3 separate regions of the Homo sapiens genome follow, and regions 1 and 2 are each linked to region 3. Evidence: chromatin loops called from intact Hi-C (ENCODE). Cell type or tissue: CD14-positive monocyte. All regions are shown on one strand.

Region 1 (8,000 bases), 140 kb after region 3:
TCTGGTGCCTTTGACATGAGGCAAGCCTGCCTTGAGCTCCATTCCAAGGGCCTAGTTACTGGTGCAAAGCCCTCCCGTCTCTCTCAACATCTGTGCTGGATAGAGAAACCCAGGAACATAGACCAGGACAGCCATTGTGGAGAATAATCAGGTACAATTTAGGCAAATTAAATATGAGCATATGCTATGACCCAGCAACTTCACTCCTGGGCATATACCCCAGGGCTCACTTTGACAACCCACCTATATGGGTTGTCATTCTTTGTGCAGCAGAGATTTGCAGGGAACCTGGATGCCCATCACTGGGACAGTGGACAAGTAGTGTGGTCAAGGCATACATGGGGTGTTTTGCAGCAGCCAGAAGCAAGAGCTTGCTGTGCACGCAGCAGCATGGAAGATCCTTTGGTGAAAAGGGGGAACACAGAATGAAAGCTATGATATGACTTCAGTCAATTTAAAATGCATGCACCCAAGACAACAATAGTGTTTTGTAAGAACATATTCAAATAAAAAGACACCCATTCAAATGGTTTCCTAGGAAGGGGAGTGTTATACAAAGTGCAATATGGGGACAGAAGGGATTAAAACAGTTTGTAAAGTCATGGCTTTGTAGTGAGAAGGCGCTGTGGTTTTTTGGTTGTTTTTTTTTTTTTTTGAGACGGAGTCTTGCTCTGTCGCCCAGGCTGGAGTGCAGTGGCGTGATCTGGGCTCACTGCAAGCTCCGCTTCCCGGGTTCATGCCATTCTCCTGCCTCAGCCTCCCGAGTAGCTGGGACTACAGGCGCCCGCCACCACGTCCAGCTAATTTTTTTTGCATTTTTAGTAGAGACGGGGTTTCACTGTGTTAGCCAGGATGGTCTCGATCTCCTGACCTTGTGATCTGCCCGCCTCGGCCTCTCAAAGTGCTGGGATTACAGGCGTGAGCCACCGAGGCGCTGTGGTTTTGATCACATAGCCTGACTATGAAAGACCGGTTCTTAGCTCTGCTGTGGCTTCTCTGATTTGAGCTGAATTAATTGCCAAAACATTCTGTGCCTCAGTTTCTTCCTCTCATTCTGGCCCATGGGGAAAATCACGAAATGTGAAACTTGGTGTGAGTGAAGCAGGCGAGGTGTGGGACACTAGGGAGAGGCGGGGACTGGGGCCCATGGGGGAAACACCCCTTCAAAGGCAGCAGCTTCCAGTTAGCTCCAGTTACAGCATCATGGGGTAACACAGGCCTTGGGTGCTAGAATTTTAAATTTTTCAGAAGGTAAAAGTCCAGATTCCTAGATGAAATCTCCGATTTTTTAATGTTTGTGACTAAGTTTTAAAACACCATGTCAGCTACGAATGTCAATCTTAGCTCCACGACCAACTGGTTGTGCGATCTAGAGTACAGTATCTAACTCTCTGAGACCAAACCAGTTTCCTTGGCCGTGAATGAAGATTTCAAGACCTACTTGCCCAAGTGGTTTAACGAACTAACAGAGCCCGGGGCGTGGCTCCCAGTCAGTGAGAGCCACGGTCATCATGCAGCACCTGCTCTGCTAACTGTGCTAATGGACCAGCAACTCCCATTTCTCAGATAAATAAACTGAAGCTCAGAAGAATGGGCAGTTTGACCCTGATCACACAGTCAAGGAAGCAGACCAGGCAGGTAGAAAAAACATCCTTCCCAAACCTGATCACAAGGAAGAGGTAAAACTGATTAACTTATAAATAAGTTAATATAATATAATGTAATTATAAATATAATATAAATAAATATAATTTATAATAAATAAATATATTTATATTATATATAATATATATTATTTATATAATATGCAATTACTACTTATATAATATGTAATATATAATATCTATTATATGTTATATATTTAATAATAATATAATATATAATTATATATTATAATTATTTAATAATTAATTGATTTTAATAATGTTATATGACATATATGTCATTATTAATTATAATATAATATATGATATATCATTATTAATTTATAAAATAACTTATAAATAAGAGTTTGGGGATTAAAAGAGCTCTAAATAAAAAGAAGTGATTATTAATCTGTCTGACTCCTAACAGGTGTGACAGGAGTCTCTAATAAAGACGTCTACAGTCCTAGAGGCAGGCAGACCTCGCCAGGACTTGGCAGATGTGAGCTGATAACACACATGCCCATGGGGTGCTGGCACTGGCTCCTACAGGCTCAAATCCCAGTTTTCCAGGAACCCCAAGAGCTGGTTGTGAATGCAGCCACTCTGGTGGGAGCTGTGGTTAGAGTGTCTCCACGGTAGAAATAGGCAAACACTACAAATCACGGGCTTGTTTTCTTCCCTGGAGAACTGGTTGTCCAAGGTTTACCATGGCATGTGGTCCAGTGACATTGACCCTTTTGGCAAAATCATCCCTTCAGTCCCCAGAGACCAGACCTCCTGATACACCCGCCTTCCCTTCTGCATGGCCCCCATCTCCAGAAAGCAAGTTTGGATCAGGAAGAAATGCAGTTAGCACAAGATGGTGAATGACTCGTTGGGGGCACACGGAGGGGATTACCGTTCAGTGAGGAACACTGAAAGATGGCAAAGGGCCAGACCACGACAGGAAGCTTCCGCCTTCTTTGAGGGGTAGGTGAGATTGTCTGAAACCAAGAAATGCCAGAAAGGGACAGTAACAGTGTTCTGGGTGGCAAGTGCAGTGACAAAAGTGAGCCCTCCAGCTCCCCAGTGGGGCCCACCCTGCCCTCTGGGGAAAGGAGGCTCTAACAGGAGCAGACAGGTCACACCTGCAAAGGAACTGAAAGTCACTGCTCTGAGGAACTGGGACCAAACCCCAAGGCAGAAAACAGGCTGTGACGACCCCAGCTTCCGTAGAACCAAGCCTCATCCCAGGGAAGAGAGAGAGCTCTGGGTGAGCGAGCTCAACCGGGGGTGCCCATGAGTCCATGGGGGATGCTGAGAGGAGAGAGCCAGGACACCTGAGGGCAGGCCAGGGGGAATTCTGATTGTCACCGGGAGTAACGTGGGCTGTTTTGGAGTTTACAGTGTAGTGAGCTTGACGTCCACCCCAGGCAAGAGGCTAGATGAGATTACTAACAGCATGATCTGTGAGGAGAGGCAAAGCAGGTGCTGGGCCTGGGAACCAGCAGGAGGTCACTGGGAACACACCAAGTCAACTAAACCTGTTTACCAGTGTGTGGTTGCTGGCCTCACAAGTTGGGTAATTAGTTGCGTCTGATGAATATCATAGCTCAGTGGCCTACAGCAGTCAGGCGGGTGATGTAAATGAGTGGAACAGGCTGCGAGTGAGGCGACAGGGCGAGGTGGGGATGGTGACACATCAAAGAGAACTGCCCCATTGAAAGGGAATGCTTCCACTCTGATATGGTTTGACTGTGTCCCCACCCAAATCTCATCTTGAATTGTAACTCCCACAATTCCCACGTGTCGTGGGAGGAACCCGGTGGGAGGTGATTGAATTATGGCGGCTCTGTTCTCGTGATAGTGAATGGGTCTCATGAGATCTGATGGCTTTAGAAATGGGAGTTTGACTGCACAAGCTCATTCTTCTCTTGTCTGCCACATGAGATGTGCCCTTCACCTTCCGCCATGATTGTAAGGCCTCCCCAGCCACGTGGAACTGTGAGTCCATTAAACCTCTTTCTTTTGTAAGTTGCCCAGTCTTAGGTATGTCTTTATCAGCTGCGTGAAAACAGACTAATACACGCCCCACCCCAGCTACATCACTGTGGAATAATCAAGGGTATCAGATCTTCAGATTTTTCAAGGAAAGCTGAAAATCCAGATTATTATGTAGAAATCTCTGAATTTTTAAAAATGCTTGTAACTGGTTCATAATTTTTAAAAATATGGGTTGGGTGAACAGAACACTAAATCCAACATAGGGGCCACCAGATTGTGATCTTTAATCTGATATCTATAGGTTTCCATAAAGCATTTTATGGGGTTCATTTGTGATTTTGTTGTTGTTGAAGAGCACAGGGAGAGAGATGGGCCTGGCTGAGGCCACACCAGTGTCAGTCCAGACATAGGCGTCTGTGCTGTTGGTTCCTCCTTTCATTCACATCAGCAATTCAGATAAGGATCCAGGAGGCAGGCCTTCCAATGTGGGGCTGCCATCCAGCTAGGAGGATGGCACACATGCCAGGTGCTAGAGCCAGGATGAAGCTGACCTCAATGGTCTGGAGTAACGGGCTGGTGTAGCCATGGGAAGTTTAGGACAAAACAATCTAAAGTTCCAAGTCTCGGCTGGGCACGGTGGCTCACACGTGTGATCCCAGCACTTTGGGAGGCCAAGGTGGGTGAATCACCTGAGGTCAGGAGTTCGAGACCAGCCTGGCCAACATAGCAAAACCTCGCCTCTACTATAAATACAAAAATTAGCCAGACATGGTGACGCACACTTATAATCCCAACTACTCCGGAGGCTGAGGCAGAAGAATTGCTTGAACAAGGAGGCGGACGTTGCAGTGAGCCAAGATCGCACCACTGCCCTCCAGCCTGGACGACAGAGTGAGACTCTGTCTCAAAAATAAATAAATAAATAAATAAATAAATAAAAATAAAGTTCCAAATCTAGCTTAGCAGGAGCACATGTGAAAAAGACGATGGCATTTTAGTCGATGGCAAATACATTGTGAAGCTGGATCGCTGAATGGGCGCCCCCTGGTGCCACTGTCTGTGAGACTGCACTCGTGGAGGGGCGCCCGGTGGGAGGGTCAGTCCACTCTGCAGGCCTTGGGTTCTGAGACCCCCATTAGGAAGGACAGGCACCAGGTTGAGTGTGTCATGGGAGGTGGATCTGGGATGGCCTGGGGTTAAGAGGGGCGTGCGGAATGGCTGAAGTAACCCAGAGGGTTTGGCCTGAAGAAACCTCAAGAGAGACCTGCCTGGTTTTTCAAACAGTTGAGGCTTCCATGTATCTCCTGAGGGGAGAACCGGGATCCAGGAGTGGATTTTATAGGAGGCCGATTTCTGCTCTATTCAAGGAACACGTTAAAGAAGACCAGAACTATCTAGAGATATACAGGTTGTGGCCTGAGAGTTTCCTGGTGTCTGGCCCTGACCACGCCTCCAGCACCACGTCTCACCAAAGAGGAGCCTCGCAGTGGGTTGAGCTGGCTCAGAAGACCCTGTGGCTCACCACTGGCTAAGTTTTCCAGCTCCTATCCACGGTGCTGGTCCCATTTGGGCACCATTCGGTGAGTGCCCATCTCCCAGCACTCCTGTTGCACTCCTTGTCTTTGACTTGCATCCTCCTCCTGGAGCAGAAACATCCTTGGAAATCGGAAGTGAGACAACCAAGGCCGGGTGCAGTGGCTCATCCCTGTGATCCCAGCACTTTGGGAGGCTGAGGCAGGTGGATCACTTAAGGTCACGAGTTCGAAATCAGCCTGGCCAACATGGTGAAACCCTGTATTTTAAATCTACTTAAAATACAAAATTTAGCCAGGCATGGTGGCGCATGCCTGTCATCCCAGCTACTCAGGAGGCTGAGGTGGGAGAATTGCTCGAACCTGGGAGGTGCAGGTTGCAGTGACCGAGATCGCGCCACTGCACTCCAGCCTAGGCGACAGAGTGAGACTCTGTCTCAAAAAAAAAAAAAGAAATGAGACAACCAAAAGCACCATGCCACTGATCTGCAGCATTGCACGGCGGGTCCCAGCCAGCACAAAACAGATCAGAACAACTCCCCTGTCCCTAAATGAGTTGCATTGGAAGGAACAGACTGTCTGCCATTATTTGCACAAAACAAGATCATTTACCTAGGGAAGCCAAAAGAATAAATTCAGAAACTATTAAAATGAATAAGAGAATTCAGACAGATATTTAAGAGTACCCTACCGAAACTATCACTTTCCTAGATACCCACAAAACCTAACCAGAAAATGTCATGATGGAAAAGGAAGATTCTGTTTGCAAAGGTAATTAAAGCTACATCACACTCAGTAACAGAGCAGGTTTAAGAACTATATGGAGAAAGCAGAAAAAAGATATAAAAGAAAAGCTGAATAAATGGAGAGAGAAACCATGATCTCAAATTGAAGGACTTGATGTTATAAGAACATAAGTTATTTATAAATTAACCTATTAATTACATGTAATTGCACAAAATTCTAACTGGGATTTTTTCAGAGAACTTGACAAGCTGATTTTAAAAATCACCTGGAAAAGAAAATGCATGGCAAGCAAGGACTAATGAGAATAATAAATGGGAACTTAGTCTGCCAGATAAGGAAACACACAAGAAAGCCACCTCGATTAAACCTATGCAGCTGGGTCAAGAGTAGATTAATCTATCAATGGAACAGGAGGAGGCGTTTCAAATCAGATTAGGACTATGGGGGAAATTAGCACATGATATAATGGCATTGTGAATCAATGGGAAAAGGATGGGCTATTTAATACGGTGTTGGCTATCCATTTGGACGGTGAAGTTATAGTCCCTATTTTATACCAAACATAAAAATAAATAAAGAGCTAAACATAAAAACACATTAAAAATTGTTAGAAGAAAATAGCATTTTCCCTAAATAAATAATATTGGGATGGGTGATTCACAAAACTCAGAATCCGTAAATGAAAACATTTGACTACCTAATGGTTTTAAACTTCCACATGACAAAACGCACCATAAACAATGTTTAAAAACATTGCAGGCTGGAGAAAATATTTTCATATAACTTACCCCCAAAATTAATATACAAAACATATAAAGGGTTTTTAAAATCGGAAATATTTTTAAAAAGGAAAAAATGGAAAAAGAATATAAATAGGCAATTGACAGGAAAAGAAACACAAATGGTGAATGCATATATGAAAATAGGCTCAGTGTCATTTCTTTTGAGATGGGATCTCGCTCTGTCACCCAGGCTGGAGTGCAGTGGTGTGATCTCGGCTCGCTGCAACCTCCGCCTCCCAGGTTCAAGTGATTCTCCTGCCTCAGCCTCCTGAGTAGCTGGGGTTACAGGCATGCGCCACCACGCCTGGCTAATTTTTGTATTTTTAGTAGAGTTGGCATTTCACCATGTTGGCCAGGCTGGTCTCGAACTTCTGACCTCTGGTGATCCGCCCAGCTCTGCCTTCCAAAGTGCTGGGATTATAGGCATGAACCACCACGCCTGGGTCATTAGTGTCATTTCTAATGAGAGAAATGCAAAATAAAATATTGCGATCACATATTTCACTCATTGTCTGCTGAAAATTACAGGCACTGGTAATGTCCAGAATTGAGATGTGTGAGCATCATGAGGACCAAGAGACACTGGGTGAGAAGGTCACTCGGAAGAGCCCCGGGCAAAGCAGTTTGGCAGTATTTTACAATCATATACGCATTCCTTCAACCCAGTAATAGTTTTTCTTGGAGAAAGCTTGTATGCACAGTCACAAGCAAGCCTTGCTTATTGTAGCATCTGTCTTTTGTAGTGAGAACAACAAAAAAGAAAATCATCTATGTATCCATCCATTATCGTTCAACTGTTAAAAAGCACAAAAGATGCATGAATGAACTTGGATCCATCTCACGGACAGATTGCTAAGGGAAGAAAGCAAATCGCAGAACAGTGTATACGGTATTATCCTATTTACAAAAACAAATATAAATATATAAAACATTTGAAAACAGTATCTGAGAAACTGTCAACAGTGGGACTAGGGTGGGGGATTTGCAGGACATTAGGGTTACCAATAGGAGAAGGGGATCTCTATTTCCTATGTATTTCCTTTGGTACTGTTTTAATTTTTTTTTGACCAAGCTGAGATATAACTTTTAAATGTAAAAAAAAAATTATTTTAAAAGTTCTATCTCCATTTTGGGAAGCCAAGGTGGGAGGATTGCTTGAGCCCAGGAGTTGTTTTTTTTTTTTTTTTTTTTTTTTTTTTGAGACAGTTTCAATCTTGTTGCCTAGGCTGGAGTCCAGTGGCTCGGTTCACTGCGACCTCTGCCTCCCAGGTTCAGGCGATTCTCCTGCCTCAGCCTCCCAAGTAGCTGGG
Region 2 (8,000 bases), 170 kb after region 3:
CTTTGTCGACCCCGGCTACTCTGCTTGGGACGTGGATGCACTGCTGTGCCTCTTACTCTAGTCCCTGAGAACTGAGCATCTCTCTCTCTCTCTCTCTGTCACGTGCACACACACACACACACACACACACCCGGGATGTGGAAACTTTGTCTCCTTCCTTCTTGCCACCTCCATGTGCTCTTCATGTAGCCAGATAACAATAGCTTTCCTGGCTTCCACACACTCAGTTGTCACATTTTGTGGCGAAACAAAGGCTTTAGTAAACCGTGCTTAGGGTGGCCTTCCCGGGCTTGGACGGGTGCAGCTGATTTTTGTTTTTAAATTTAACTGCAGCCTGGCGGGGTGGCTCATGCCTATAATCCCAGAACTTTGGGAGGCCGAGGTGGGCAGATCATTCGCTGTCAGGAGTTTAAGACCAGCCTGGCCAACATGGAGAAACCCCATCTGTACCAAAAATACAAAAATCAGCCGGGCATGGTGGCGGGCACCTATAATCCCAGCTACTAGGGAGACTGAGGCAGGGGAATCACTTGAACCTGGGAGGTGGAGGTTGCAGGGAGCCGACATGGCGCCACTGCACTCCAGCCTGGGTGACAAGAGTGAAACTCTGTCTCAAAAATAAAAAATATTAAAAAATGAACTGCAAGTTTTGCACATTTTGACTTTGCTTGGTGAAATCAGATGCAGTGAGCACCAGCCTCGGACAGAACAGAGTTCTACAAATGGAAAGGCACTGTTTTGTGCTAGTCTCGCAGCCCCTCAGAAAACACGGTCTGTTCTCCTGTAAGTTCACCTCCCTTCTCTCCCTCCTGAGCCACTTCCTCTCTCTCCTTTGAGAGACTGAAGACAACAGTCGGCCAAGCCACAGCCCCTCCTTTCCCTTCATCTCTGGACAGTCTGCTTCACCTTCGTTTCCTCTTCACACCTATGGACCACAAATAGCCTGTGGCATGCAACTCCGTCATGTCACAGAGCAGGGTCACTTGGAGGGCCCCAGTTTACCAGCTAAGCCACCCCATGGACACCTGGGAGGAAGCCAGGCTCAGCCAGGCCTTCACGTCCGGCTACCTGCGCGTGCACTTCCTTCCTCATCGTTTACACCCTTTCTCTGCCAGTATCGGCTGAAGTCAGGTTCAGATTTCTAGGTTTATAAAGGACTCACCTGAACAGTGAATTTATCATCTTCATTGGGCAGAATTCTGTAAGTGTAAACGCAATTCCGATACCTGAAATAGATCAAAGACTTTATTAGAACCCATGCAGGAAGACCCGGTTTCCTCTTAACTGAAAAGACAAGACTTCCTGACACAGCTTGAGGAATCTGGACACAAAGTCTCCGAATTTCGGAGCTGACCGTTCTCTTAAGATGGAGGTGAGTCCTGACGTCCAGCAATCGTGGGCTGAGGCACTCTTATTCCCCCACTGCTTCTGCACTCAGGGAGCACCAGGAAAAGGTTGGGGGGGGTCATTTAGGTGGGGACCCGGCAGCTAAAGGATCTGATCTAAAGGAGTCTGCCACATGGAGGGGCTTTCTTAACCTCTCGGCTGCCAAGAAGATAGAGCAAGAGTGGGTGCTTGCAGGCCAGGCACGGTGGCTCACGCCTGTAATCCCAGCACTTTGGGAGGCTGAGATGGGTGGATCACAAGGTCAAGAGATTGAGACCATCCTGGCCAACATGGTGAAATCCCATCTCTACTAAAAATACAAAAATTAGCTGGGCGTGGTGGCGCACACCTGTAGTCCCAGCTACTTGGGAGGCTGAGGCAAAAGAATCACTTGAACCCAGGAGGCGGAGGTTGCAGTGAGCCGAGAATGTGCCACTTCACTCCAGCCTGGCGACAGAGTGAGACTCCGTCTCAAAACAAAACAAAACAAAACAAAAAAACAACAAAAAAGAGGGGGTGTTTGAAGAAGAAACACGACTCCAGTGGGCCCAAGCAGAGCGGCCCATGGTGAATGGAAAGCCAGGCCCAGCCACAGAGGGGCCACCTGTCAGGGGCAGGGATCACTCAGCACCTCGTTCCCGCTGAGCTCCCTGCCACCCCCAAATGGCTTCATCCTCTTGGACACTATGCCCCGTGGATTATCTCCCAGGGGTTGGCCACCAGCCTTGCCGAGACCTGGATTTGCCCCAGCAGCTGGAGAGCAAGTCTTGGGGTTGTTTCTAACAAGAAGGTCCTAGGAATCCCAGATTCTCTTCTCTTTCTAGAAGCTCTACCTTCCTTTGGCACAGTCATCTCTAATGTGAGGAGGAGAAGGTACTTTTCACTTTCCTAAAACCTGTGAGAGGAAAAGGGGGCTGTCAAGTGCTAGCACCTTGGGAGAGGGGCACACTGCGGTGGCCCTCAGCCTGCTGAAACCCTGGCAGCAGCTAACACCCATGGAATCCATCGGCTGCTGAGGCCAGAAGGCTGTCAGGAGATCGAGGGAAAGCTATTTGGATCTTAGGCTCTTACTTAAAGCTGCTGGTCTGTTCTCACCCACCATAATCTTGCCCCATTTTGCTACTTAAGATTCTCCTGAGCCCGGAAGGCTCACCTGGCCCGTAGAGCCCTGTAGACAGGACCAGCCTCTGTAATGAAGCCAGTGCCTCAGTGTAGAAGCTCCACACACTCACCCCCTCAGGTACAGGCACTCCACTGAGCATTTACATATGTTATTGGTATGTTTTGTTTAACTAGATTTTTTTTTTTTTTTTTTGAGACGGAGTCTCACTCTGTCACTCAGGCTGGAGTGCAGTGGCACGATCTCGGCTCACTGCAACCTCTGCCTCCCAGGTTCAAGCAATTCTCCTGCCTCAGCCTCTCAAGTAACTGGGATTACAAGCTCCTGCCATCACACTTGGCTAATTTTTGTATTTTTAGTAGAGAGAGTTTTTTTTTTTTTTTTTTTTTTTTTGAGACAGAGTTTTGCTCTTGTTGCCCAGGCTGGAGTGCAATGGCACGCAATCTTGGCTCACCGCAAACTCTGCCTCCCAGGTTCAAGCAATTATCCTGCCTCAGCCTCTCAAGTAGCTGGGATTACAGGCATGTGCCACCACACCCAGCTAATTTTGTATTTTTAGTAGAGATGGGGTTTCTCCATATTGGTCAGGCTGGTCTCGACTCCTGACCTCAGGTGATCCACCCACCTCGGCCTCCCAAAGTGCTGGGATTACAGGCATGAGCCACTGCACTTGACCCTGTTTAACTAGATTTTTTAAAATATATACTAACTTTAAAAAATGAAATCCATACAGAAAGATATAAAATAAAAAATAAACATCTCCTTCCCCACTCCCATGAGCCCCTCTTCTTAGATTTCCTATTCCTGTTTGTAAGTAAGTTCAGAAATTTTAAACATACCCACAAGATTATATATGCATATCTTTTTAGATGCCAATAATATCATACTATGTATACCGTTTTCTGAAATTTGTTTTTTTCACCAAAAAAGATCATAGAGGTCTTCTCAAGCCAAGTGAGAGATGGTTTATTACTATTTTCATCATGTTTCACCATGTGCTGTACACGTGTTGACGTTTATTAGTGATTGTAGGTAAATCACTAGAAGGTGACAGCTGGCTAAATGACCTGGAGATTTGCTATTTTGATAGAGACTACCAACTGTACCAACTGTCTTCCAATGAAGTTGTGGCCTTTTTTTTCTCCTACTAACCGGATATGAATGTGTCTATTTCCCCACACCCTGCCAACTGGCTGTTATCAGACCTTTTAATCTTTGCAAATCTGAGAGGTGAGAATGATAACTTGCTTTAATTTGCCTTTCTTTATGAGAAAAGTCCTTCAGCATGTTCCCATGTTTAGTTATCTGTATTTCTTTTTCTGTGAATTCCCTTTTGTGTCTTTGACTCGCTTATTTTGGTATCATTTTTTGCTTAGTTATGAATAAGACTCTGATATATGCTACAATATATTTTGGAGTTATTTTTAACAGGTTGTTTTTAAAGCTGTGTAGATGTTTTACAATTTTATGTGGCTAATTTTACAATATTTTATTTTATGGCTTTTGCATCATGGGTACTTAAAAAGAATTTTGAGTAATTTCACTTCCACATGTCTCTTCACTTCACATAGAAAAGGTGATTTTTCTGTCTTTCTTCCATGGCTTTAGTCCCCATCCTTCTGCTCCCTGTCCTACCTCCAGAGCCTGAATTGATACAATCGTCTTGCATCAGAGATAGCAAGGATGAATCTCTAGTCCAGTGACACTACATCTCCCAGGGACACCTCTGGGACACAGAGAACCACTGGCCTCAATCCCCTTTGCAGAGCCTGCCAGACAAATGTGGAGATAGCTCAACTCTGCTGTGCTCTTATTTTTCAATGCTCTCTTCCCTTGGCACTTCCTCCTGTAGGTATGCAAATGAGGTGAGGGGTGAGAACAGCCTCTTATTTGGCTGAGGGCAGCTGACTTGTGGAAGAGCTCCAGCCAGCCCAAACATCAGCCTGTAGACAGAGAGAAAGAACATAATCACGAAGGGAGAGTCAGAGGCAGGCGCACAGAACAGGAAAGGCTTTTTGGTTCAATCAAGTGTGGCAGACAAACCTTTATGGCTTTTTCAAAGATGTTCTAGAAACACTGAAACAAAGAAACAGCTCCATGTTACCAAAACAGATCAGAATTCAAAAGCTAGTATAACAGGAAGAAGATACTTCCCCCTTAGACAGTAACATCTCAGCAGATGTTAATGACCCTGCATAGCCAATGCACAGGGCTGGACATTCTGACCCCCAGGGCTGAATCAGTTTCAACCTTCAAGGGAAAACATACAGCACCACCCCACACACACCCCATCAGCCCCGCCACACACAAGTCGTTGGGTGAGCAGTAGTACCAAACTGTATTCCACGGGTGTGGAGGCTCTGCCAAGCGGTGGAGGAAGGTGCTCACTTGGCCTGCCACCCCACCAGCAGTTTGTACTTCACTCTGGTCCTATATACACACACACACACACACATATACATGTGCACACACAACATATGCATACATGTGTATACATGTAACATGCATGCATGCATGTGTGTATGTACACATGCACACACACACACACAATATCTTGCATGCAAAATGTTTAAAGCAAAGATTCTACAACTAAATAGTGTTTGGCAATTGCTGCCCTGGAACATAACCTGGAAAACATGCTCACTGCTCTTTAGGGGCAGTGGGTCCCGCCCAGCCCTTCCCCAGCTCTTTGTGGTGATTTGGTAACACCTTGTTACGCTAACACTGGCTCTCAGCTGAGACTCCTCCCAGTGACTGGATGACCTTTCAGAGTAATCAGATCAGGATTATTCCCATTGGAGATCTGGGTTAGGATAGCACTGGGCCCAACAGTACTTCCTTCTGCTAACAAATGAGATTTGTTCCATTCCCAAATGAAGGGGGGCTTACAGCAAATTTCCCATGTGACTCCCACAGGTGCTGGGTGATGACAGGTGCCCACCCTGTGCTGAGTGTGGAGGCAAAGAAGAGGCAGGAAGGTGCTTCTCAGTAGAAGAGCATTTCTGGACCAGGTCAACCCTGATGTAGTACGAGAAGTTCTACTCTAATATGGGAGGACAAGCCCGTGGAAGTAGGAAGAAACATCATCGTGTTTGATTCTTTCAGATAAATCTTAGCATTTCTGTGTGGCCATTCCTAGCCAAATGAACACTGACAGCCAGACCCAGGAACATCTTCACCATGGACAGACCCACAGAGAGACAGAGAATCCAACTATAAAATTCAAGAACCTCTTTGTGTTCCTATCTTGCTTTGCTGATCTGCTCCTGTAATTGCTTTTAAATCCTTTTGTGACTCTTGTTACGTATCATTTCTAATTTCTAATGTTTTTGTCTGTGTTTTTGCATTTTCTTAAGACTTGTGTTTCTGCAGATTTCTGGACAAGATGGGGTAGGAGAACGGGGGCTGGAAACCCTGCGTTCAAAAAAAAAACACAAAAAAAACTATTTGCACCAATGTAGAAGGACAAGAAAATGTGTGGCAACCTTGGGAAACAAACTGTTCACCATTCGCCACTCCAAACCTTGAAGAATCACAGCCAGAGAGAAAGCTAAAGTTGATGAATGAAAAGAGGCCATTTCTTGCTAACATGGACCCCTCCAGAAGGGAGAAAGCATTAACAGGTGGCTCAGCTGGCCAGGAGGTGAGAGATGGAGGTGAGGCTGGCCGAGTATTATTGGGAGCTGGCTGAGCACCCCCACAACAGCTTGAGGGTCCAGCGGGCTATTCCTCGTCTGACAGCTACTCAAAGACAAGACCCAGGTATGAGGCGCCCCCTCTCAACCCTTGGAGGGAGCCCATCCTCTGTGTGTCTCACCACACCCTCATCTCTGGCCCCACCACCGGCTGGATCTTGAATTGTCATCTCCCATCCAGTGCCAGTCGTTTTAACCCACTCCCATCTCTGAACAAATCTGATCCAATTGTTCTCGACAGTTCTTTGTCAGAAAAGAAAAATCACCTGACCTATGAAAACATGTCACCATCCAGAAAAGGGCATTTTCCTAAGGACTCCAGGGAGTTACTTCCATCTTAAATAGAATCACTGATAAAAATAAATTCTGGACAAGTCTGATTTGTGAACTCAGGAAGATTCGAGAGACCACTGCATATCAGAAATTGGAGGGATTGATTGTGAAAAATGAGCAAACTGAGATAAAGGAAACTGACCATTAGGGACAGCCGGGACGTTTAGAGTCAGAATTTAACACACGACAGAGGCAGGAAATAGCAGCTATGGATTGGAGAAAGTGAACGAGGAAAAAGACACACTCAAGAAAGTGGTACTAGAGGAAAAGACAAAGATTTAAAAAAGAGAGGGAAGAAGAGAAATACAGAAGCTGATCTCAGTCCTACAGATGCAACAGGGCTTCCTGAAAAGACAGAGATTTTTTTTTTTTTTTTTTTTTTTTTTGAGATTGAGTTTCGCTCTTGTCGCCCAGGCTGGAGTGCAATGGCTCGATCTCGGCTCACTGCAACCTCTGCCTCCCAGGTTCAAGCTGTTCTCCTGTCTCAGCCTCCGGAGTAGCTGGGATTACAGGCACCCGCCACCATGTTCGGCTAATGTTTGTACTTTTAGTAGAGATGGGGTTTCACCATGTTGGCCAGGCTGGTCTTGAACTCCTGACCTCAGGTGATCCGCCTGCTTCAGCCTCCCAAAGTGCTGGGATTACAGGCGTGAGCCACTGTGTCCGGTCCAGAGATCATTTTTTAGAATATAAAAACAAAAAGCAGAAGAGATTAACCAACCTAAGAGCCTGTCACTTGAAAAGTAGGAGATTAAATGGACAAACCTGTGACAAACAGAATCAAGGAAAGAAACAAATGCGAGTGAGCTGGACAGCCTCTCCCTGCCTCCCCTCCCCCAGCGAGACCCACTCTCTACCCTTTTCCACCTGCCCTGTGCAGCCAGCAAATCTCCGGGGGCTGCTTTACCCAGGTTTGGCTGAAGCGAGGCACCAGCAGGGTGAGTGAAGGGGGGATGGGCTGATTTGTTCCACTGACCCCACCCTGCCTGCTGCAGATTTGCAGGGACAGAACTCCACCTCTGGAGTCTCCTAGCTGCAGCCCTGCCAGGTTCTGGTGACACAGCTCTGGCCACTGCCTCTTCAGTTCAGGGGTGGGAATGGATCCTGAGGGTGCCAGCCACTGGCTGCCTTGCCATTCCTGTCTTTATCACTCCTGTTGAACATGCCATCTATTTCCTGCCAGGACCCTGGGCACCACAAACAGTTAGAAATGAGAAAATGAAGACAGCCACAATAAAAGAGAAAACTTACAGTTATACAAAACTATGCATGATTGTTTGCCAGAAATTTTGAAAATCTCAACAAATAGATTGTTCTCTGAAAATTACGTATAACTTAACAGAAGTGACATGGGAGGAAATAGAAAACAAGACCAATTCAACACTAAAGAATAAATTGAAGTAAATATTAAAGAATTATCTGTATAAATGGCATTGAGAAGAAGTGGCTTTACCAACTTTTTTTAA
Region 3 (8,000 bases):
ATTTCCTTTACCTTCCACTCAGCAGGTTAAAAAAACAGTGCAATTCCAGTGTGGGTTGGGCATAGGGATGGGCATCCTGACTTCAAAGAATTCACTCTAGGAAGGGAGATTGGAACACGTATCAGTTATGGGTGCAAGGAACATAAAGTACAAAGAGCCGGCCTGATGGCAGTACCAAAGGGATTCAATTATCTTCTGTTGGTTTTTCTCTAGCTTTTATTCTTAAAATCTCATTTCCTATTATTCTTTTAAAAAATTATCTTAGTCTTTCTTTATTTCCACTCCTTTTCAGCTCTTCCCAAAATTATATTACTCAAAGTGAAAATAAACTAAGTTAACTGTGTTACTGTGTTAACTGCTGTATAAACCCGATAGCTGCTAGAGTAAACCAAAGGATAGTCAAGAAACCAACTAACACAGGTTTCCAGACACACCACTGAGCCTTCCAAACCTTATTTATTTATTTATTTATTTATTTTTATTTTTTGAGATAAGGTCTCACTCTGTCACCCAGGCTGGAGTGCAGTGGCATCATCTTGGCTCACTGCAACCTTCGTCTCCTGGGTTCAAGCAATTCTCATGCCTCAGCCTCCCGAGTAGCCGGGATTACAGGCATCTGCCACCATGCCCAGCTAATTTTTTGTATTTTCAGTAGAGACAGGGTTTCACTATGTTGGCCAGGCTGGTCTCGAACTCCTGACCTCAAGGGACCCGCCCATCTCGGCCTCCCAAAGTGCTGGGATTACAGGCGTGAACCACTGTGCCGGGTCCAAACCTCATTTCTTAATATGATAATAACAATGCCCCCTTATAGGCATATGTTACTTGGCTCTTTTGCTCCTTGTTTTTCTTTGTTTTTTTTTTTAGGGTCGTTGCTTTTGTGTATACACATATATGCACACGGCAGGAAATTTTCATTATAAAGAATCTCTGTGTACATAGATTAAACCACATGCAGGTCATGTCCTTCACTCCGTATATATGTTGACACTCAGATTTCATATTATTTTATTTCATTTTTTGAGACAGGGTCTTGATCTGTCACCCAGGCTGGAGTGCAGTGGCGCGATCACGGCTCACTGCAGCCTCAAACTCTCAGGCTCAAGCGATCCTCCCACCTCAGCCTCTCAAATAGCTGGGACTAATTTTTGTTTTGTTTTGTTTTGTTTTTTTGTAGAGACCGGGTCTTACTAAGTTGCCCAGGCTGGCCTCAAACTCCTGGGCTCAAGTAATCCTCCTGCCTCAGCTTCCCAAAGTGCTAGGATTACAGGCATGAGCCACCTTGCCTGGCAGATTTCATATTATTTATTTATTTTTTATTTTGTTATTTTTTTAGATGGAGTCTTAGTCTGTTGCCCAGACTGGAGTGCAGTGACTCGATCTCAGCTCACTGCAACCCTCTGCCTCCCAGGTTCAAGCAATTCTCCTGCCTCAGCCTCCTGAGTAGCTGGGACTACAGGTGCCTGCCACCAGGCCTGGCTAATTTTTGTATTTTTAGTAGAAACGGGGTTTTACCATGTTGGCCAGGCTGGTCTAGAACTCCTGGCCTCAAGTGATCCACCCGCCTCGGCCTCCCAAAGTGCTGGAATTACAGGTGTGAGCCACCATGCCTGGCCAAATTTCATACTTTTAAAATGATGTCTGAGGAAGTGTTATTATCCTTATACTACAGTACAAGCATTTTAGTAACATTTCAACTTTCTTGGAGATCTTTATCTCCTCTGCATATTGGCAGCCGGTGTCTGGAATGCCGGCCAGAGGATTCAACATGACACCTCTAGCAAGCTGGGAATGTGATCCGTGGTGGAGGTGGGGAGGCTATCTTCCTTGGTTTGTTTCTTTGATCTTTAAAGAGATGATAAAATTTCTCCTAGGCACTACTGCAATCTCCCACTACAAATAATAGTTAATGTTATGGAGTGATTTTTACATGTCAGGCACTGTGTTACGTGGATCAACTTATTTAATTCTCACAACACGATAATGTAGGTATATTAATATTTCCTTTTTGGAGATGAAGAAATAGACATATAGAAGTTAAATAACTTGGCCAGGCATGGTGGCTCATGCCTGTAATCCCAGCATTTTGGGAGGGTGAGGCGGGCAGATCACCTGAGGTCAGGAGTTCAAGACCAGCCTGGCCAACGTGGTGAAACCCCGTCTCTACTAATAATACAAAAAAATTAGCCGGGCATGATAGCAGACGCCTGTAATCCCAGCTACTCAGGAGGCTGAGGCAGGAGAATCACTTGAACCTGGGAGGCAAAGTTTGCAGTGAGTCAAGATTGTGTCATTGCACTCCAGCCTGGGAGACAAGAGTGAAATTCCATCCAAAAAAAAAAAGTAACTTGTCTGGTGTCACAAGTTAGGAAGAAGCAGAGCAACGTGTCTGGTGTCACAAGTTAGGAAGAAGCAGAACTAAGATACAGTCAAGGAAGCCTGGTGCCAGAACTCACCTGCTTCACCATGCTACTGGCTGTGTGTCAGGCTATGAGGGCTGAGACTGTTTTAGGTTGAGATTGTGTATCAGTTAGAATGTTTTTGATAGCAAGCAAAAGAAGTGCAATATGAGCTACCTTAAGGGAAAAAGGGGGGTTATTGTCTGGATTCAGTGTGCTGCAGAGACTGGCAGCAGAGATGTGGCTGGATCCCAGGAATCACTGCAACCAGGATGCAGATCAGCCAGCGTGCTCAGCCCTTTGCATCCGCTTCTCCATGGCTTGCTGCTTCCTTCTTCTCTTGTCTTGTGGCCCAGCCATTTGTGTTTCGCGGTTCTCCCATCCTCGAGGTAAAGAAATAGCTCCTCTGAAAGCTCCTCAGTACACACAAGCAGCCAAACAGAGCTGGCGCCTCTGAGCTCCAGTTCTCAATTCCTGGGAGAAGACTCTGATGGACCAGCAGGTGCCCGTATCTAAGAATCCTTGTGGCAAAGGGGCAGGCCAGTCTTCCAGGACAGCTTCCTTTGGATGGAGGGGAAGGGGCAGCTCCCAGAAGGGACAGGCAGAACACATCTTCTGTTTGGCCTGGCTAGCTCGCTCTTTCTTTCTCTCTCTTTCTCAATCTCCCTCTCCCTCCCTCCCTCCCCGCTCCTTCCTTCCTTCCTTCTTTCTCTTTCTTTCTTTTCTTTTCTTTTTTTTTTTTTTTTTGAGACAGAGTCTCGCTCTGTTGCCCAGGCTGTCGCCAGTGCGGTGGTGAGATCTTGGCTCACTGCAGCCTCCACCTCCCGGGTTCAAGCGATTCTTATGCCTCGGCCTTCTGAGTAGCTGGAATTACTGGCATGCGTGCCACCTGACTGGCTAATTTTGGTATTTTTAGTGGAGACAAGGTTTCACCATGTTGGCCAGACTGGTTTCAAACTCCTAACCTAAAGTGATCCACCCGCCTTGGCCTCCCAAAGTGCTAGGATTACAGGCATGAGCCACCGGGCCCAGCCTTCCACCTTTCTTTTGGTAACAGATTATACCCTCCTGCTAGTTAATGGTATTTCTCCATCCCTTCCTGCAACAAATTGGCCCCAGGGGTAGGCATAGGAACGCTTCTCAGTCACCATCCTCCACAGGAATTTTTAAAGTGGATCCAGGGGAGAGGGTCCCTTTTCTTCTTTGGTTGTGAAGTCTAAGGATCTAGATCTAGATCTGCTAGTGGCTGTGTCCCCTGTCTCATGAAAAGGCCAGTCTGAAAACAATGGAACAATCCTACAGAGAGAAGTAGAGATGAGAAGCCAGGAGCCCTGATGGAGTTAGAGTCCCTGGTTCCAGCCAGTCCTGCAACTAGCCCAGCCCTATTCTCCCCACCAGGACTTGAGCCAACACAGTCCCGCAGGTCACTTAAGCTAGTTTACACTGAGCTATTATCTTCACTCGCCACCCAAGACTAATACAAGCAGGCAAGCCTAAGAAAAGACCAGGGCTGCGCAGACAAAATGACAGTCACTAAGTCAAGCTTTTCCACTTTAAGATATTGACAAGGGGGAGTCAACCGGCTGCTCTGCCCTCCATGCAGTTTTTGTGTTTACCAGCAATCCATGTCCAAGCTTCTTGGGAAAAGTTTCTGGATCTGAGATCTCATGAACTTCTGAGTAAGTTAAGCTCTGCTCTAAATAATAGTATCTGCAGGTGGGAGAAATTTCGAATTAAAAAAATCATAACCCCCAAAAAAATCATAGCCCCCCCCCAAAAAATCATAACTCCAAAATTACAATTAGAAATATTAGAATAGGCAGGGCATGGTGGCTCATGCTTGTAATCCCAGCATTTTGGGAGGCCGGGGCAGGCGATCACTTGAGGTCAGGAGTTCAAGACCAGCGTGGCCAACATGGCGAAACCCTGTCTCTACTAAAAATACAAAAATTAGCTGGGCATGGTGGTGGGTGCCTGTAATCCCAGCTACTTGGGAGGCTGAGGCAGGAGAATTGCTTGAACCCGGGAGGCGGAGGTTGCAGTGAGCCGATATTGCACCACTGCACTCCAGCCTGGGTGACAGAGCAAGACTCTGTCTAAAAAAAATAAATAAATAAAAAATTAGAATAAACCTAGAATATTAGAAAATACTGCTGTTGTCATAGAACTATTTCCTCTTTTCCCCCTAAACAGAAAGTGAAGGGACACCATTTCAAAACGCACTGTTCCAATGACTCACGAGATATGAATAGCTCTGCAGCATATCTAACCACTACTGCGTTCTCGTACAGCAGAACCAGACAGTATGCAGCAGTGGAATCTGATTTTGATTCAATCAATAAATAAATATCGTATGCCATGAGATATGGGTCTTTGCTTTAGTATCAAGTTGACATTTTGTCTTTATAAGGGCCAAAAATGGGAACACCGATTTGTCTAACTTTCTAACTTGCTCTGCAAATCTGAACGCCCAGGCACTTTGCCTTTGAGAGGCTGGTCCCCAAATCAGGAGAAGCCACCCAGGGACACAGCTTCCTGCAGAGATGGGGCTCCAGGACTGGCACCTCTGCGTGGCACGTGACATTCCACGCACTCCGGCTTTTTGTCTCCGAGCCTCTTCTTTTCAATAAGGAAATATTTCGATCCCAAAGTGCACACTGGACCTCAGTTTCTATGAAGCTTCCCCACAGCTAAAATTTCCTCAGAAATCCTTGCATATCTCCCTTCATTTTGTCAAATTGTCTGCATGGATAAATGGCTTCTCCAAACACCAGGGAGACCCCAGAGCATGGGGTTCTCCTGGAAGTGTGGGACAGTCCAGTCCAGGGCAGAACGGTCTAGCCTGTGAAGCACAGGAAGGACCTTGGAAAATGTTCAGTTGTCCTTTGCTTCAGGCTTAAGAGATCTGGCCCAGCCCTTACAGAGTCCACATTGAGGTGGAGATTCAGGAGTGGCTTCCATGGTCTTTTCAACTTACCCCTGAGCTTTCCCTAGGGCCTGGATCTGCCCAGACCATGGAGGTACATTCCTTAATCACACCCTGGTGGGCGGAGTAGGCCACACCCTCTCCCTTACACAGTCTCTCCCTCCCCACCTGTTTTATTTTCTTTTCTTCTTTTTCTTTTTTTTTTGAGATAGTTTCGTTCTGTCACCCAGGCTGGAGTGCAGTGGCATGACCTTGGCTCACTGCAACCTCCACCTTCCGGGTTCAAGTGATTCTTATGCCTCAGCCTCCTGAGTAGCTAGGATTACAGGCGTGTGCCACCATGCCCGGATGATTTTTTTTTTTTTTTAATCTGTAGTAGACACAGGGTTTTGCCATGTTGACCAGGGTGTTCTTGAACTCCTGGCCTCAAGTGATCTACTTGCCTTGGCCTCCCAAAATGCTGGGATTACAGGCATGAGCCGCCACGCTTGGCCTTCTTTACTTCTTCTTCTTCTTTTTTTTTTTTTTAAGACAGAGTTTTGCTCTTGTTGCCCAGGCTGGAGTGCAATGGCATGATCTCAGCTCACTGCAACCTCTGCCTCCTGGGTTCAAGTGATTCTCCTGCCTCAGCCTCCCAAGTAGCTGGGATTACAGGCATGCGCCACCATGCCCGGCTAATTTTGTATTTTTAGTAGAGACAGGGTTTCTCCATGTTGGTCAGGCTGGTCTTGAACTCCTGAGCTCAGGTGATCTGCCTGCCTCGGTCTCCCAAAGTGCTGGGATTACAGGTATGAGCTACCATGCCCAGACTTCTTTACTTCTTTTTATCTCTCTTCCCTCAAGGTCCCATCTCCTTGGTGACCAACATGATCCCCACCCCGATTAAGGTTTCTCAGTTAAAGGTGTGTGTATTGGAGGCAAGAGGAAGTGACCTTTGTGGTTTGGTCAGGAAGTGGGGTACTGGGGAAGTATCTAAAAGGCAATAAGCACTTTGATTCTTGCTAGTGACTCTCCTTTGCCTTATTAAGCTGTAAGAATATTTTTCTCCTTACAAGTCTTGACTTCTCTTACAGAAGCCCAGCACCCACCTCACACCCATTACCTTAATCTTAAAAGTTACCATCTTTTAAGCTTAAGGTAAACTCATCCTCTCACTCAAGCAAGAATTAAATTAAGTTACAATCTGCAGATTTGCGAACCTGAGCATCAGTGGATAATTATAATGATAATTTACAGTGGGGATTAGAGGGACAAGCAGCCTTAAGTCAGCATCTTGTGTCAGCAGTATTTACTCCTTGACATTTTAAACCAGGGATCAGCGAAATATGGCCCGCAGGCCAAATTCAGACAGCCATCTACTGTACAGCCCTCTGTGCATAGGAGAGCTAAGGGGTGGCTGAGGTGGGATCATTTGAGCCCAGGAGCTTGAGGCTGCAGTGAGTTGTGATAACACCACTGCACTCCAGCCTGAGTGATATATATATCTATATATATATAGATACATATCTATCTATATATATATGATATATCTCTATATATATCATACATATCTATATATCTATATATATCATATATATGCACATATATATCACTCATATATATGTACACACATATATATTACTCATATATATCATATATGTATGTGTGTATATATATGAGTGATATATATGTATATATATACACACACATATATGTATGTATGTGTATATATGTATACACATACACACACATATATATAGAGAGAGAGAGACGTGGTCTTGGCTTATTTCAGATAACAGAGAGTCCCAAAGTAGGGTGGGCTTCAGGGTTGGCTGTGGATGGGCTACACTGTGGCATCCAGGGCCCTGGGTCTTTCCACCTGTCTGCTCTGCCCTTCTTAGGGATGGTGTCATCCTCAGGCTGATGGAAAATGCCCAGGGCAGCTCCAGAAAACTTATTCAAATCCGAGCATGACCTGAGGAAGAAGACTCTCTCTTAGGAATGTGAAAACTTCCCCAGAAGCCCAGCAGACATCCCCCTTATATCTCATTGACCAAAACAGGGTCACATGCTCATTCTTGGCAAGGGGAAGGCATCACCTTTAGACCCATCTTGTTCACCCTCAGGCTGGAGGGTGAGGCTGGCTGCCCCAGAGGCCTGTGGCTGAGTGGGAAAGGGGTATCCATGGTAGTTCCTCTCCAAAGCTCCCCTTACTCCCAGTCTGCCACACCATGCCTCCTGGTAATCCCTGGACTGAGTCTGGGCTGCTTCTATGTAACTAATAAAATGCGGAGGAAGCGTCTTTGCACAAGGTTCAAAACTGGGTTACAAGAAGCCTTGCAGCTCCTTCTCAGTCTCTTGGAATGCTTGCTCTGTGATAAACCAGCCAGCATCTACAGAGCCCGACTGCAGGGAGGCCACCATGCTGTGAGGAAGCCCAAGATAGTCATGTGGAGAGGCTGTGTGGAGAGCCAGCAAGTGAGTGAGAGAGAGAGAGAGAGCAAGAAGAGAGAGAAAGACACACACACACACACACACACACACACACACACACACACGACACGGGATGGGGGGAGGGAGAGAAAGAGAGAGAGTTACCGAGATACCGAGATACTGAGCCAGTTTCCACTGTTCTGGACTCGTGAATGAAGAGGCCACCCGGGATGTCCAGCTCAGTGGAGGCTTCTGATGACCCC

The links. Hi-C counts contacts between places; a loop is a spot of excess contacts. Peaks named below come from ENCODE experiments on the same cell type or tissue, not always from the same donor. Only the 100,000 strongest peaks of a DNase experiment are listed, where the experiment ranks them.
Region 1: a loop joins it to region 3, with 2.7 times the contacts of the local background. A loop is called at or near these places in 43 of 110 quality-filtered maps.
Region 2: a loop joins it to region 3, with 4 times the contacts of the local background. A loop is called at or near these places in 15 of 110 quality-filtered maps.

Annotation. Positions count from the first base shown.
Region 1 is chr2:233,095,505-233,103,504 of GRCh38, reverse strand. All of the region lies in intron 2 of INPP5D (inositol polyphosphate-5-phosphatase D), which reads right to left. Among named protein-coding and RNA genes, the nearest start is that of INPP5D, 39 kb to the right of the region's middle. In CD14-positive monocyte, CTCF peaks have their summits at 4,450 and 4,651 (motif pointing left); a DNase peak (open chromatin) is centred at 2,574; H3K27ac peaks cover 3,563 bases.
Region 2 is chr2:233,072,561-233,080,560 of GRCh38, reverse strand. INPP5D (inositol polyphosphate-5-phosphatase D) reads right to left here. Exons shown (of 27, transcript NM_001017915.3): 2 at 1,163-1,226. Among named protein-coding and RNA genes, the nearest start is that of INPP5D, 16 kb to the right of the region's middle. RefSeq lists an enhancer at 6,571-7,276. In CD14-positive monocyte, no CTCF peak of the experiment used is centred here; DNase peaks (open chromatin) are centred at 4,370 and 4,729; H3K4me3 peaks cover 2,916 bases; H3K27ac peaks cover 6,335 bases.
Region 3 is chr2:233,239,361-233,247,360 of GRCh38, reverse strand. No RefSeq gene overlaps it. Among named protein-coding and RNA genes, the nearest start is that of ATG16L1, 8.3 kb to the left of the region's middle. RefSeq lists an enhancer at 1-80 and a silencer at 4,372-4,566. In CD14-positive monocyte, no CTCF peak of the experiment used is centred here; DNase peaks (open chromatin) are centred at 2,350 and 4,620; H3K4me3 peaks cover 2,891 bases; H3K27ac peaks cover 4,163 bases.